Linked DNA regions of Mus musculus: region 2 is linked to region 1. A link is a loop called in an ENCODE intact Hi-C map of the cell type or tissue named here. Cell type or tissue: left cerebral cortex. All regions are shown on one strand.

The links. Peaks named below come from ENCODE experiments on the same cell type or tissue, not always from the same donor. Only the 100,000 strongest peaks of a DNase experiment are listed, where the experiment ranks them.
Region 2: it touches region 1 in a loop (6-fold over the local background); 19 of 42 quality-filtered maps call a loop at or near these places.

What each region holds. Positions count from the first base shown.
Region 1 is chr13:4,606,491-4,614,490 of GRCm38, forward strand. It overlaps Akr1e1 (aldo-keto reductase family 1, member E1), which reads right to left and starts at 2,674. Exons shown (of 10, transcript NM_018859.2): 1 at 2,595-2,674; 2 at 901-1,068. The coding sequence starts at 2,633. It also overlaps the pseudogene Rpl29-ps2. In left cerebral cortex, CTCF peaks have their summits at 2,211, 2,419 and 4,637 (motif pointing left); DNase peaks (open chromatin) are centred at 2,735 and 4,621; H3K4me3 peaks cover 1,453 bases; H3K27ac peaks cover 824 bases.
Region 2 is chr13:4,125,978-4,133,977 of GRCm38, forward strand. Akr1c18 (aldo-keto reductase family 1, member C18) reads right to left here. Exons shown (of 9, transcript NM_134066.3): 9 at 6,638-6,859. The coding sequence ends at 6,817. Among named protein-coding and RNA genes, the nearest start is that of Akr1c18, 21 kb to the right of the region's middle. In left cerebral cortex, CTCF peaks have their summits at 3,310 (motif pointing right) and 7,289; DNase peaks (open chromatin) are centred at 3,317 and 7,291.

The DNA.
Region 1 (8,000 bases):
TGCTGCATTCATGCATACAGCATGATTGACTTCACAGAGACTCCCACACCTGCTCATTCATGCATACAGCATGATTGACTTCACAGAGACTCCCACACCTGCTGCATTCATGCATACAGCATGATTGACTTCACAGAGACTCCCACACCTGCTCATTCATGCATACAGCATGATTGACTTCACAGAGACTCCCACACCTGCTGCATTCATGCATACAGCATGATTGACTTCACAGAGACTCCCACACCTGCTCATTCATGCATACAGCATGATTGACTTCACAGAGACTCCCACACCTGCTGCATTCATGCATACAGCATGATTGACTTCACAGAGACTCCCACACCTGCTGCATTCATGCATACAGCATGATTGACTTCACAGAGACTCCCACACCTGCTCATTCATGCACACAGCGTGATTGACTTCACAGAGACTCCCACACCTGGTCATTCATGCATACAGCGTGATTGACTTGCTTCCTGCTTGTACAGCTATCACCTCAGAGTCAATTTCTTAGTGTGGAGTTTGGAATGTGCCCTTTGATCACCTCTAGCAGGTGATTCCAAGTTAAGGCCGGTCTATGTAGTAGACAAGAATTCAAAAGTGCTCGGACTTTATTCTCTTCACTACAGACACAAAGGTGGTGTCACTCAACCAAGATTTCATTCATGAAAGTATTGTTGATTGGTGGTATGTCTCTGCATGGCCACCTGAATGGCCAAATAATAAAACAAAGATGTAAGCAAACAAAACATAACCTCACATGTTCACAAAGCTAGAGGAGAATCAACTACATCCCCAAAGCACCAATTCCCATAAGGAAACTGACCAAATCCTCTAGGCTAGATGGTTCCAGCTCTGCCAGGAGCTTTGCCTGCGGAAGTGGAGAAGCCTTACCTTACTGACTACAAAGAGATCCTCTCTCTTCACCACGCCCTCCTTGATCTTCTCACTGATTCCCATTCCCACCTCGCTCTCATTGTGGTATAAGTAAGCACAATCGAAGTGCCGGTAGCCCAGGTTGATAGCCAACTTAACTGCATCAGTCACTTCTCCTGGGGAGGCCTGGAATATAACCAAACACAAGGAAAGTTTCTTCTGTCAGGGGAACCCAATCCCCTTTCTCCCCCGTCATGTGGGAAAGTATAGCCAAGCAATACATAAATACTCAAATCAGTAAAGCAGTATGAACATCAGCCAGACCAAAAGGTAGAGAATGGAACGTCATAGTCAGAATATGATTAATATTCTGTTCTGCTATCTTTACTCATTCTGGAAACAGGGTGCTTTTCAGCTCTTGCTGTGTTGTGCTTCCCGATTACAGAAGGGCTAAGAACAGCTGGGGCAGGAAGCGGTCTGATATTTAGCACCCAGGGATGCATGAATCAACTGTAAACATAAAACAAGTATCACACACATGGACTCACTCAATATCTGTAGGGTACACACAGGAAAAGCTTAGTGAGACACAGACATTTCCATCAAATATGAAAAGTGTAGCTCAAGGTAGCTTTGAATTTGATCTCTTCCTTGCTTTGTCCTAAATGACTTGGTTATTGGATCAAGGGGATATACATATCTAGCATAGCGACATTATTTAAGATCATCAGTCAGTGTCACATTTGCTATGGTTTTCCATTGCCTTCACATATTTTGAAAGTCATATTCCTGTGTCTTCAGGAGATAGAATTAAATGCTTCAATTGTGTTGGGAGGGTGATTCCCCCCCCCCCACACACACAGTTTTATTTATTTATTATTTTATTGACATTTCTTTCATCTCACATCTCAGCATTCACTATGTGGTACCAAAGAACACTCAAATCACCAAATTGCCAAAATAATAATAATAATAATAATAATCCCATCCTTTTTACAAAAAATTCTGGAGAAACATTTATTTGAAAACCTTCCTATAAACAGAATTTTTAAATTTACTTTTTTATCAAAAACAAAACAAAACAAAACCCCCAAACCATAAAAAGAAACAAATTTTGATCATGCCTCCCCCTCCCCCACAACTTGTCCCAGAGTCAGACAGGCCTATTCAACTATTCAACTTCACGTTCATTATGCCCTACATTCAAAATCAACTGAGCAAGCAGTGTAACTACTCGCAAATATCTCTAATGTCGCTAGTGGACTCCAGAAGTAGACATTACACTTACATCGGTGCAATTATTTAATTATTTTTATTTGGTTTGTTTTAGCATGCAAAGTAGCACGCTTCCTTGTGGCCATTTGACACACACTCGGTTTTGCTGTGCCAAGATGAGTGCCACTAGGCATAAATGATTTTTCGGAGGCTGGGGGTCCGTGATTAGCTCACACAAGGCTAGGTTAACAGCACACTGCTTTATTTAAAGTTAGTCTAACAGCTTTGAATCCTCGCAGGGAGCAGGGTGTTTTAGGATCACAGGAGAGAGAGTCCAACTTCTCCTCTAATCCGTCTGGGGGAAAACCTTAATCAGAGCCCGGGTCTGGAAGGAATCACCCTAGGCAAAAGAAATCCCGTGCCCCTGGCTGTTTTTGAGCATGTACTCATCAGGCTCCGGGACCCTTAGCCCCACCCACACCGGAGTGTGTCCTCACCTTCCAGGTGCCCAAGCCCACTGTAGGGATGTTTTCCATGGTTCCCCTTTGCTCAAAGGCTCAGCCTCTTCCTGCACTTTAGCGGCCAGAGAGCGTTCCAGGGACCTCAGGAAATGCCGTGATAGGCTGGAGTTCTGGCAGTTTAATTGGCTGATGGAGAGGTCGCTTGGTGCTCTGATTGGCTGAGAGCATAGTCCATCTTTCAGGGGACCTAAGCAATTGGGTTTGGTTGTGCTTTATCTCTGTCCTAAATCCTCTATGATCCTAAGAATTCCGTCTCCGAGCAACCTGCCTAAAGCCCAGATCCAGTGCTCTGTCCTTCTTGCAAACAGGCTGTGGTTCAGGATATTTCCTGGACATCAGATGTTTTAGATTGATGATCGTTTCTAGTATCCTGGAAAAAACAGGTTTGACTATATCAGCTGTCTTGAACCTTGCAATGATGATGAGTGCTACTTTGAGGTGATTGCCATTTTAGTAATAGAGGAAATATAATCTGAATATCATTTTTAAGGTGTGTCTTATGGAATTAAAAAAATCAAGATTAAAAATTAAACATCTCTGGAAGATTATTCACTGTAATAAGAACTAATAATAAGGGAGGTCATTTAAAGAGAGCAAATAGTATATAGGCAGATTTTGAGGGAGGAAAAGGAAGAGAGAAATGTAATTATAATTGCAAACAAAACAAAACAAAACAAAAACAAAAACCCAAGGGTCTTCCCACAAGATAATCCCTCAAAGGAATGCCTACAAGACTGTCTCCCAGGTGATTTTTAGGTCTTATTCAGTTGGCAATAATCCTAAAATCACAAGCTGAAACATCTAGAAGGAACCAGAAAACCAGCCCATAAACGCAAAGGTAAATAGCTATTTCGAAAATATTAGCATTACTAAGATGATTAGAAAAATTGAAGATTTGCGTGTTACAGTGCTTAGAATTTTGTATCCTTCACTATGTTTGTTAATAACTTATTAAAAACTTAGCAGAATTCAACAATTTTACAATTTCAACCCAAAGTTTTGTTTTGTTATTTTAATTTCTCTGTTGCCATATTACACATCTGTTCATTTGTTTGAGTTTTTCAAGTGCTCATGGCAGATGCACTGTGGATGTGGAAAACTCTACATCTTCTCCAGTTCTCTTTTTTTATTTATATTTTGTAAAAATGGCAAAGTTAAGCCATTAACGGTCAGACAACTATTTGTAGCTTTCGATCTTTATGCAGATTAACATGGAAGTATCCATTTGCAAGAGGATGTGTTTTCAGATGTTCAATATTATTAGTACTCTCTCTCTCTGATAAGCTTTTATTACTCATAGCGACACTTACACTTTCAGTTCATAAATCTATAGAAATATTGTCCTATCTTTAAATGATTTCTATCATTTCATAAAAGGGTAGTTTGATCTAGGGATGCCTTCTTTTTTAATGGTCATTTCAGATTTCTTAGGTAGTAATTTAGCAGAAACCAATGTTACAGATGTAAATACTTGAAAAACATACAAGCATGCTTTACAAGAAATTATTGAAACCTCAAAATTTGATGAGGTAGTTTATTTTAACACACAGAAAACTTTTGCCAGGTTCTCATGGCAGGCAGAGACAAATATATACACTAACATATACATAATGAACATATACACATGCATATGTATATGTGAATGCAAATACATCTGCTCAATTATCCATTCAATAAACAGCATATTCTGGTCAGTACAAGCAACTTAACAAGGGTAAACCGGAAATATTTGGATGCCATTAGGTTAATTTTGCATATGTATTTAATAAATGTCATTTTAGAAAACACATTTTATTCTTATATATAGGTAATTGTGAGAAAAATCAACAAATTTAAAGGGCAAGCTGGTAACTACACAGGAGACACTTCACCTAAACTTTGGAACTATTTTGCAATAATTCTTCATAATTAAGAAATACAATTGAAGACACACTAATAAGTTGTATGAAAAAACAAAATCATAAGACACATGAACTTTATAAGTTGATTCTTCCTGCCCTCTGGTGGTTGTTTCTCAAAATACAGATGTGTATGTAGGAATATATGTAGGGTGTGTATAAAACATATATAAATGATATATAATATATAAATGTATATCTAGAAATACATATATTTAGACATGTATTTATGAACACATATATGTCTATACATATGTGTATATGTGTGTTTAATTGAAATGCCATACTACCTCACACAGAGTATAACATTTCTCCCAGTTGCTAAATAAAAAGCTCAGTGACAGGTGTACCATACCTTACCTTAAGCTGTTGTTTTGGAGGTTGCAGAGACCTCTAAAATATTGCAGGTCATTGACGGTGATCTTGGATGTGGACCAGAAGAATTTGATGATATAATTCTAGTATTAAAGACATCATATATTCTGTTCATAGGAAACAGAGAAATAAAGTTGGTATTGACTAGGGAACTTCTCTGCTATCCAGATTGCATGCTGTGTGGGCTGCTGTAGGAGAAAAGTCATCAATAGGTTTTCTATCAGAAAACATTGGAGGCAAAATGATATGCTGCATGGCAAGATATGCTTGTAGACATGCATAAATGTTTTGGGCAGGTAATCAGTTCATTCTGACTAGATATGAGGACCATTCCACAGAGAAAAATGCATGCCTAGCACAATAATCATGGACAAGAATTCATGGTTGCAGAATGAACAAGCCCGGGATTAATCTACTAATATCAGCTTTCTAAATAACATTAGACTATTGTCTGAATGGTTAATCTATATAACTTTGAATGGTGCACCTCTTAGATTTTATCAGAGAGATGTCTTTGTTCTGTAGAGGGAAATCAATACAGAAACATACAATCGGTCAATGCATAGAGAACACCTCATGTTTGTGAGGTGTTCATCCACAGATGAGACAGCTATATCACAAACCTCCTCACAAGATTCAGAGGTCCCTTTAGGAGAGGTGGGTCAAAGAGTGGTAAGTTGGAGAGAACTGAAGCCAAACAATGGTTTTTTTGCACATGATATTAGCATGAGTTTGCAGCAGCAGTGGTTGCCTGCAAAAAACCTAAGCAAGAGCAAGACAATAAAAGACTCAGTGTGTAAAGCATGAGAGTCTTGAGTGCCCCACCCCTAGCTGATGAGCTATTGATAAGCAGATGACTGCTTCTAGAGGAAGGGTAGTTGGTTCTCGTTAAGTTTATAATTTCTGGTAAGTCAACCATACTCAAGTGGATGCCCCCACAGCTGTGAGTCTGTGGACATATGGACAGAGCACATTGGATTGGTGAGAGACGGGAGTAGGGGTCAGGTGGGAGTTTGGCAGGTGTGGGGAGTGGATCCAGAAGAAGTTACAGAGTGAAATTCTGGGTGAAACAATCAAAATACTTTGTATAGATGTGTGAAATTCTCAAGAAATTAATACAAATAAAATAACAACTGCATACACAGAAATCTATTATTAGAGAAAAAATGACTCCATCACAATGGACAACATTGACTGTATATAACTGAAGCAGGATACACATTATTTCATTATCTCATTAGCACATTCACTAAAGGGATAATATTCTGGACCAAATATATACATAAATGGGCTTTAGTGTATAAAATACCATATCATTTGGACTTTGAGTTACAAGTTGTTTCTCCACCTCTGAGAGGACAGAAACCAGAAGGGACAAACCTACAGCAAATGGTGGCAATTATAAGAAAGTAGGCTAAATGTTGTGAGAGAATGAGTAGGAGACGGGGAGGTGTTATGAGATATGGAAAAAGAATAGCCAACAGGGTATAATGTGTTGTAATAGTGTGGGCTGTAGGAGGCACCCACTTCTGATATCTGCATTAGACAGTTGAATGGATGAAGATTCAATCTGTCAACAATAAAAGGGTAAGACAAATGCTAGGAAAGGATTGAGGGTATTTGAGACCTGTGGCATTGTACTTAGTTTAGTTTTTGTATTGATTTTCCAAAAGAGCATTGTTTAGATCAAAGATGAAACACTTTCTAGAAAAAGAAAGAACTTAGCATCAAAATTTTCTATGTGATAAGTGTCCCAAGTTATGAGTAAAGAGTTGAAAAGACAAAACAGCTTGATAGGCATACATAAAACTTCTGTTTCTTAGTCTCATAGTTAGCCCCCTCTCCAACCCACATACACAGAGAGAGGGGAGATAAGGAATTGGAGAAGAGGGGAGGGATGGAGCAAGAGGGATGGGAGCAGGAGAGGGAAAGAGAAAATGGGAGAAAGAAAAGCAAGGAGAAAAGGAAGAAAAGACTTTGAGTTGACCAAGACTTAAAGTTAGCACACAACTTAAACATGGAAAATCCATGACACCTATATTAGTTAATTTCCTGTTTCTGAATAAACACCTCAAGAAATGTAATTTAAGAAAGAATAAGTGTATATTGGATTAAGATTCCAGAGTGAAGTGTTCATCAATGGAGGGTAAAGCCTGGCAGCAGGCTGCATGAGCAAGAAGGTGGCTGATGAAATTTATTCACACATAGAAAGAAGAGAGTGGGAGTGAAGGAGGAGGAGGAGGAGGAGGAGAGAAGGAGGAGGAGGAGGAGGAGGAGGAGGAGGAGGAGGAGAAGAAGAAGAAGAAGAAGAAGAAGAAGAAGAAGAAGAAGAAGAAGAAGAAGAAGAAGAAGAAGAAGAAGAAGAAGAAGAAGAAGAAAGAGAGAGAAAGAGAGAGAGAGAGAGAGAGAGAGAGAGAGAGAGAGAGAGAGAGAAACAGAGACAGAGACAGAGACAGAGACAGAGACAGAGAGAGCAATCAACTAGGGAGACTCAGATATTGGGACTAATTGTGAAGGGTGTGGCTAAAGGTGTTGACATAATGTCCTCTATAGATAATCTCAAGTTTATCTGAAATATCTAAAGCTTAGGGTGAGAGGAATATGTCTCATGACATCAAGATACTTGCCTAGAGAAAGGGAAAGTAGGTCAAATCAAGTTCACTGCTATGTCCAAAGTATGTATTACCTATATGTCAAAATTACAAAGGCACTTTGTAAAGAAGTAGCCATTGAAAAACAAAAAACCTTTTTCTCTTCCGGTCCCAGGCACTTCGGGAGCCGCGGGTTACTGTGCAGACATGGCCAAGTCCAAGAACCACACCACACACAACCAGTCCCGCAAATGGCACAGAAATGGCATCAAGAAACCCCGGTCGCAAAGATACGAATCTCTTAAGGGGGTTGACCCCAAGTACCTGAGGAACATGCACTTTGCCAAGACGCACAACAAGAAAGGCCTGAAGAAGATGCAGGCCAACAATGCAAAGGCAGTGAGTGCGCGCGCAGAGGCCATCAAGGCCCTGGTGAAGCCTCAGGCCATCAAGCCCAAGATGCCAAAAGGCCCCAAACTCAAGCGGCTGGCTTTCATCGCTCACCCTAAGCTTGGGAA
Region 2 (8,000 bases), 480 kb before region 1:
TTGGGGGCGGGGATGCATGCCTGCTGCAGTCAGGCTGAAGGGTGTTAATTGACCTGCTTGAAAACCAAAATCCAGACAGTGAAAGGCAACAGTACAAAAGCTTATTTTGGGGAAGTCCAGGTACTCCATTCAATTGCAAATTAGCAATGACCAAACTCAGGCTTTGAGCTCCTGGTGTGGGGGAGCTGGTTTTGAGAATTAGCAGAAAGGCCAGAGATTCTCTGGAAGTGGAGGCTGAGCTCTAAATTAACTTTGCTAGGTAGTTAAGAATTTTAGCTATCTACAATAGGAATCTCTAATATTGGAATTATTACTAGACCAGTCTAAGAGTGAGTTAGAATAACTGGTCACATTGAAGAAAAGAGAAAAATAATTATGACTCTATTAAATGACTAATCTTTCTAAGTTAGAATATACAGTCTTTGATGTTCTTATTGCCATAAAGTTAAAAAGCTTGAAGCAAGGCAGCTTCACTAGTCTAAACTGGAAAAATGGCGAGCAAGGATGGGTTGAAAACATGTACCCAATTTAGTTTCCTTGTCACTTCAGTCAGGGCACTGAGCCAACTCACCTGCCAGCTTGTCAAATGAATTAACCATCATGCTTCTGCAGCGTTCTGTGGAGAGAACCTATGTTTTTCCCTTCCCTAATAAGGTAGCTGTTTAGGATCAAACCATATGCCAATAAGTAGGTCCTTTTAAGATACTATAAAGCATTTATTAAGTTCTTGACATCCAAATTTCAAAATTCTAAAATAAAAGTATGATTTAAATAGTGTGCACAGGATTGCACTAAATAATATGCACGGGGATATAATTTCCCCTTTCTTTGTCTTTTAAGAAGTTAAAGTTTTAAAGTTCCACAATACCTTGTCCTTGAGAATTAATAATTTGTTGACAAAACATCTCAAATACTTGACTGTTATAGTCAGTATTCATGTAACATGGGCAGTGACTAATAGCACTTTCAATTGTTTCTCTTAAGGAGCGGTTGTAACTAGAAAGCTTGAAAGGTTATTAATAGTCACATGTGCATAATTTATTTATTTATTAACTTAGAAATAAGAGCATTTATTTGCAGCAATTATTTATTAAGTATAAGTCCTCAAGAATTCACACCCTTATGTGGAAACAAGTAGTAACTGAGGACACTAAGAGGAAAGAATTTTACATGCACAATTTCCAAGAATATTAAAATATTATCGTAAATCATAACTGTTTTGAATATATAAAGAACGAGATTATATCTCCAATCTATCTTATATGTAGGACCTATAGACTGCCTGAGACAGCATGGCATATAAATCCAGCATGGCATATAAATCCAGCATGGCATTGCTTTAAGATGTCCAGGCAATCCAGAACAATTTATTAAATGTCTAAAAACAGCCTTCTTAAAAGGACAGCATTTTTTCTATGAGTTGTATATGCATAAGCAATTGAAAATTTGAGAACTAATAGCATCCGAGGGACAAACAATCTTAAGCAATTGTGAGCTCTGAGATATAATATTGACTATTAATATACAAATTAAGGTTTGATTGTTCGGCATTTTAAAACACCATCTACAGCACACAACTTAATTATCTGTGCTGAACCAGGAGGAAACTCAAAAGAATAAACGTGTGATCTAATTCACATCTACTTATTTCCCATAGAGGGGTTGTTTTTAAATAGAGTAACTGGGATGCATGCATGCATGAATTTATAGAAGATACAAAAGCATGCATAAAAACAAATTTTAACTTATCTATTATTATTTAAAATGATGGTATGCAATAGGTCAATTATTAATATTCTGTAATAACCAATTTAACTGCTGTTTTGAACACGGAACAGACACTTAGGTTTTTAAGACACAATTTTTTGTTATAGATTTTCTCAAATACACGAATATATCTTACAATTCTTTATTAGCACCACAGTAGTTTTAGTAGGATGCTGAAACTGTGCTTTGAGGTGAATGCCGCCTCGGCCTTGCCCAATCTGTTGTAGGCAAGAAAGCCCAAGCAAGAGCGGTAGAGCACCCCGAGTCTTAGCAGGAAAAATACGGCTACCCTGGTCGGGACAGGTGAGGCTCATGGGGCAATGGCTTTTGCTACAAAGCTGCCTGCTTTCTGGAGGCCTCCCGTACCACTACAGCTCAGGGAAAGCTACGTGCCCTAAGGTCCCCCTCCACAGCAGCCAACAGCTAGCTGGCTCCATGTGGGCCAACGATCGGCTGGGAGGATGAGAAAAATGACTTTACAATAATGTTTTCTCTTGCCAAAGAACTGTTGTGGGCACAGCTAATATTTAATTACCATTGATTATAATTAATAAGAATTATAAAAGCTTTCTTTATTTTCTGCAAAGCCTTCTGTAGTAAACTAAAACCCTAAGTAATAAAAAGATATTGCCCCTGAATCTTTTTAGGAGCAACAGCTACTCCCCAGAACTTAAAAGCTCCTTGTGTGAGAGCAATGATTTAAAGTAAACTTCCGTTGAGAGGCATTAGCTAATAAATATTTCTACTTAGAAAACCATATACACTGGAAGATTAAAACTCTTTGCTTCTTGTATAGAAGCAATTTTGCTATGATAATATTCAAATTTACAAAAAAGGTTAGTTTAAAATGATACTGATTACCCGGATTCATCAGCTAATAAATTATGGATACTTTTTTGCTGTTTCCCTTTCTTTCCCTTTAAAGCTTGATGGTTTAGTAATTAGTAAAAATCACTTTGATACTTAACAGTGTTACAAATTTAAACAATAACATCCTTTTTGAGGTAGTCCCTGGAAGACATTCAATCATATTTGAACATGTGGAAGAAAATATACTCCACTTTTATGATAGGGAAGATGACAAACTATAAAATATAAATTTATATAAAGTAGTACATACATTCATACAATACATTTTATATTATACTAGTCTTGTCTTCAATTGGACACAATTTTCATCAAATGCATATAAAGCATTAATGATGAACTGAAGTAATATGTATACATGTATACATGCTTACAAAAATATATAGGACATTTGTTTCCCTGGACTTTGTAACTTATTACAAAATCAATATAATATATTGATGGTGAACATTCTCAGTTCACGGGGCTTGTCTGAGTTCGGATGAATGCTTGAAACGAGGGGGGTTAAGTTGCATTTTGGATATATCTGTTGTATCTACAGCAAGCATGAATTTATGATAGTAAAGCCCCCAAAGCCTCCCCACGACTCAGAATGACCAAGGGACATTAGAAGGATTGTTGTATGGGCACAGTTCCTTGAGAACAGAACAGGACCATTGTAGGAAGTATGGGCAAGCCACTAGGTGGCGATAGAAATTTCACATTGTAGGCAAGCAGCAATACTGTTTTACTACTGAAGGAAACAAATGACTCAGGTCAGTGATCTTAATACTGGTTAGCTGCGGGTGAATGTGTCAGCCCTGGAAATTTCGTGTTCACCCTTCTTACAGGGTGTGGTCTGGAGATGTCTAAAGTTTCCAGATATTTCTAGGCAAATCAGGGTTTATGTGAGAAAAGCATTTGTTTTGTAAATGTCACAGATTTGCTACAAAAAGATGAACACCATGGTTAATACAACCCACCCTGTGGAGGTTGGCACCATTATTGGCAATTAGTATAACTGGGAAATAATTATAGATCAAGGAGAGCAGAGAGCTGAGATCTATGTGGAAAGAACACTTATAATGTATAGAGCAAGATCAAGTTCAATACATATCCATCACATTTAAATGAAGCATACTATAGATGTAGTATAAAAATAGTAACAATGATGCCTTGCATCAAAAAGTCCAGCAAGATGCCCCAGTTTGATGGGCAGAAACCATGGAACAAATTCTCTCTGTACTGAAAACTGTCCATGGCCTGAATAATGTGACTGTCGAAATGCAGATTTAGGTACAGTTATGTGAAGGCTTTTTTTTAATGGATATTTTATTTATTTACATTTCAAATGTTATCCTCTTTCCTATTTTCCTCTTCACAAACCCCTATTCTATCTCCCTTCTCCCTGCTTCTATGAGGGTGCTCCCCAACCCACCCACCCACTCCCACCTCACCACCCTTGCATTCCCCTACATTGGGACATCAAACCTTCACAAGACCAAGGGCCTCTCCTACCATTGATGGCAGATAAGGCATCCTCTGCTACATCTGCAGCTGGAGCCATGGATCCCTCCATGTGGACTCTTTAGTTGGTGGTTTAGTCCATGGGAGTTCTGGGGGTTCTATTTGGTTGATATTGTTGTTCATGTGAAGGCTTCTTTAATTATCTTTGATTAGGTAGGTGATATTACTCATGTCATTAAGATGCAGAGAACAGGAGGGTCTTTCTATTTGAAAACACTTCTGTTTGTTCTGTGGCAAGTTAAAAACTAAGTGTTCTTGGGATGGTTTTATCTTGTGATATCTGGTCTTTGACTATCAGAAGTCAATGGTTTGTTCTTTCTGTATCACTTGAAGAACTTAATACCTTCGTACTTGTTATTGGACTATAAGTTTCCTGTATTGTCTTAACCCCACTGGGGATAAGGAATGCCTTTTATATCATTGTTTGACATCATATCATATGTTTAAATCATTTGACAAACATAAGACTATATGGCATACTTATTCTTTGTCAAATTTATGTGTTTGCTGTTTTGAATTTGAAAACATTTGACACGCTCCCTCTTGTTTTTGTATCTTCTCTTCTATGGAGCTGTACTAACCCAGGGCAAGGTGTAATACATGATATATAAGCACAGGAGCCCCCATGAATATGGAGGTGTAGTTTGGAGGTGTTCTAGAAAAAGTATAAGAATTTCTTTTCTGATTATTTCCTGATATGATTGACAGTTACCAAATGAAGTTTCTCATCTTTGTTCTGGATTTCTCTTAGATGCAATTTTTTAAAATTTTCTTCAATTTCTCAGAAGAGGTGGGTCTTAAAGCTTCTTAACTATGTGGTCACTTCCAAAGATACTGGGCTAGCAAAGTGAAGTTATGTCTTTTCATGGGGTCCCATAAAAGTCCATTGGGATTCCTTTCCAACAGTGTGTTGACATTGGAGCATAGAATGCCGTCTGTCCTCAGCTATATAATCTGTCCTGTAAGAAGATGGAATGACTTTTAAAATGGAAGTCGTTAGGAAGTGAGTGTGTTACACATTGATAACATCTTTGTGAACATAGAAACTTTAAAGAATATTTCTTGAAACTTATAAGGGAACATATGATGCTATGTATGTGTCTTTGAAATTTAGAACTTAATAGTTTCAAGGCCAGAGTTAGGAGGAAGATCCATTTATGGGACTGTTTGCTTGACTGTCACTTATATAATAAGTGTTTACTTATTATATGATGGTGTGCATTCCATTAAACATATATATGGAATGTGATCAAGCAAGTCAAACATTCCATTGTATACCTTATTAGAGACACAAACTCATAAAGCTCAGAGGTTGTGATGAGAAACTATAATATATGCTGCACACAGAACTGTTATAGACTTAGCAAGCCTTTAATTACCGAGTCCTCATAGGCAAGTCACATAGAATAGGCCAGAACAGTCTGGTGATAGTCTGATCACATCATTGGTATCTGATGTGTGATGTAGTGAGAAAAATACAATTGATCCACCATCTAGAATAATGCATCTAGTTGTGGATCTCTTTTTTGAGAAAACCATCAGTGCTAAGTTTTGTTACAAAAGACATCCTTATAAATGGCTATTTTGGCTAGAAAATGTCACCATGGGTCACCTCTGTGTTTGTTCCAGTTATCCAGAGCTTGGGTATCTTTATGGTCAGGTTTATCTTTAGAAAAGATTAACCAATATAAAAGAGCACATCCTTCACTGGATGCTTTGGCTAGGAGTAAAATCAATTTAGATTACTAGGTAGGCTTATTTATGGCTGCAGGACTTTGATCTAGACAGTATAAATTAAGTTTCTGATAAGATGTGTGCTATGTCATTATGTAATCCTCTGGTGTGGTATGAGTAAAGACTATGTAATCCAAACGGAATGAATAAATCCACTAACTCCTGCAGATAGAGCCTTCATGACAACTTTGCTTATAACGAAACACACACACACACACCTATACATATACACATGCCACAAGATCATTAACAAAGCACGTTTAAATCATAGGCCTTTTAAAGTATCTTAGAAGAAACAAGGGATTTCCTTGAGTTGTTTCTACAGAAGGACAACATTTATAATTTTGTATGGGCTGGGCACACCAGAGTTTGGTTCTGTTTACCTCCTAAAGACCTCAAGATCTTTGCAGACTGACTCCCCTCTAGGCTTCCTCCAAGTCTCATACAGGAGCTGCAATATCAGTTTCTTGGGCCTCTATGCCTTGAGCTTCTGGGGCTGTGGTTGCTCTTCTCAGGTGTGTCTTGCATTTTAGACCGCATGTGGAATATTTTTTTGTCCTTTGAACACCAGGAGAAACATAGGCTGATAAAAACCCTTCTAATTGCTGCTTCCATAAAGGGTGAGAACTCTCTCTGTACCTAACCTAGAAATGTCAATAGAATGGCTGCTATCTTTCAAACACTGCACATACATTTCCAGATAAATCAGTTTGACTTCTTAATGAGGCAGGAGGAGGTAAAACATTCAAATCATACACAAGAGTAGATGAGGTTGAAGCAAAATATTTTTATTTATTTATAGAAAAGAAGCAAAATTTATTGAATTAACTGGGGGTGAGTTGCTAAGCAGTGATTGGAGGCGGTGTGTCGAGTTATTGGCATCTGAGAGTCCAGCATCACACAAAAGATCTTCTAATAGAACTCGTGGCAAGGGCCTCCATCTTAATATTCATCGAAGAATGGAAAGTTAGGGTGAGCCTTAAACCTGCAGTAAGAAAGAACAATGCACAATGTTTCTGGTGACTGATTATATAGTATATGATTTCTATAAAGATGCCTCTGAGGTGGAAATTGAAAACTGTTTTCTGATAAAGCCAGATGACCTCTGCTCTTATTTTTTAAAACAGTCCTTTATGATAGATCTGAAGAACAAGTGAGCTGTTCAAATTATATTTTCCTTGAAACTTAATACATAAAGAGTCCAGAGACAATCAAAGATATATGCCTTTCTGCAAAACAAAGAGAATTTTACTGTAAATTCTCAATGAAGCAGAAACTGATTTTTGCCTTGTTTTGCATTGGTTAAGTCTAGTTATGTATTTGACAATAATAAATACCTTTGAGGGGCTGTGAGATGACTCAAAAGGTAACAATGCTTGCTGCCATCCCAGGTGACTTGAGCTATATCCCCAGGCACCACGTGGTGGCAGTACAGAATCAACTTCTGCAAGTTGTCCTATGACCTTAACTTGCATATTATGCATATCATATTAAGTGCACATCAAATTAAAAGTAATAGAAAGTTTAAAATACTTTTTAGGTAATAAAAAACTGATAGCAGCTTAGTGACTTTTTTTTTTTTTCGAGACAGGGTTTCTCTGTGTATCCCTGGCTGTCCTGGAACTCACTTTATAGACCAGGCTGGCCTCGAACTCAGAAATCTGCCTGCCTCTGCCTCCCGATTGATGGGATTAAAGGCGTGCACCACCATACCTGGCTTAGTGTCATTTTTTTAAAGTCATTAATTATTCACTAGTTACTTATGACACAGATTTACACCTAACAAGGATGTCATTCATGAGACTAAAGTTTCTTGGAGATTAGTTACTATATGAAACTAATGATGTAGCATGAAACTGACAAAATGATTTATCATTTAATAGAAGTAAAAGTCATGGATTGCTTGCCATTATTCCCATCTCTTTGATAAGGTGAGCTTACTTCTCATTATTTTCCTCTATACTATTAGAACATTAGCAATATTTTGCTAATATAGGTAATAACCCACCTAATGACTTTGGATCACGTGCAGTTCTGCATTCTAGTACATCCCATATGTTATAATGCTTAATTTGAATTAATTACGATTAATTTTATCACGAGGAGAAGAAATTTCCTGCTTAACT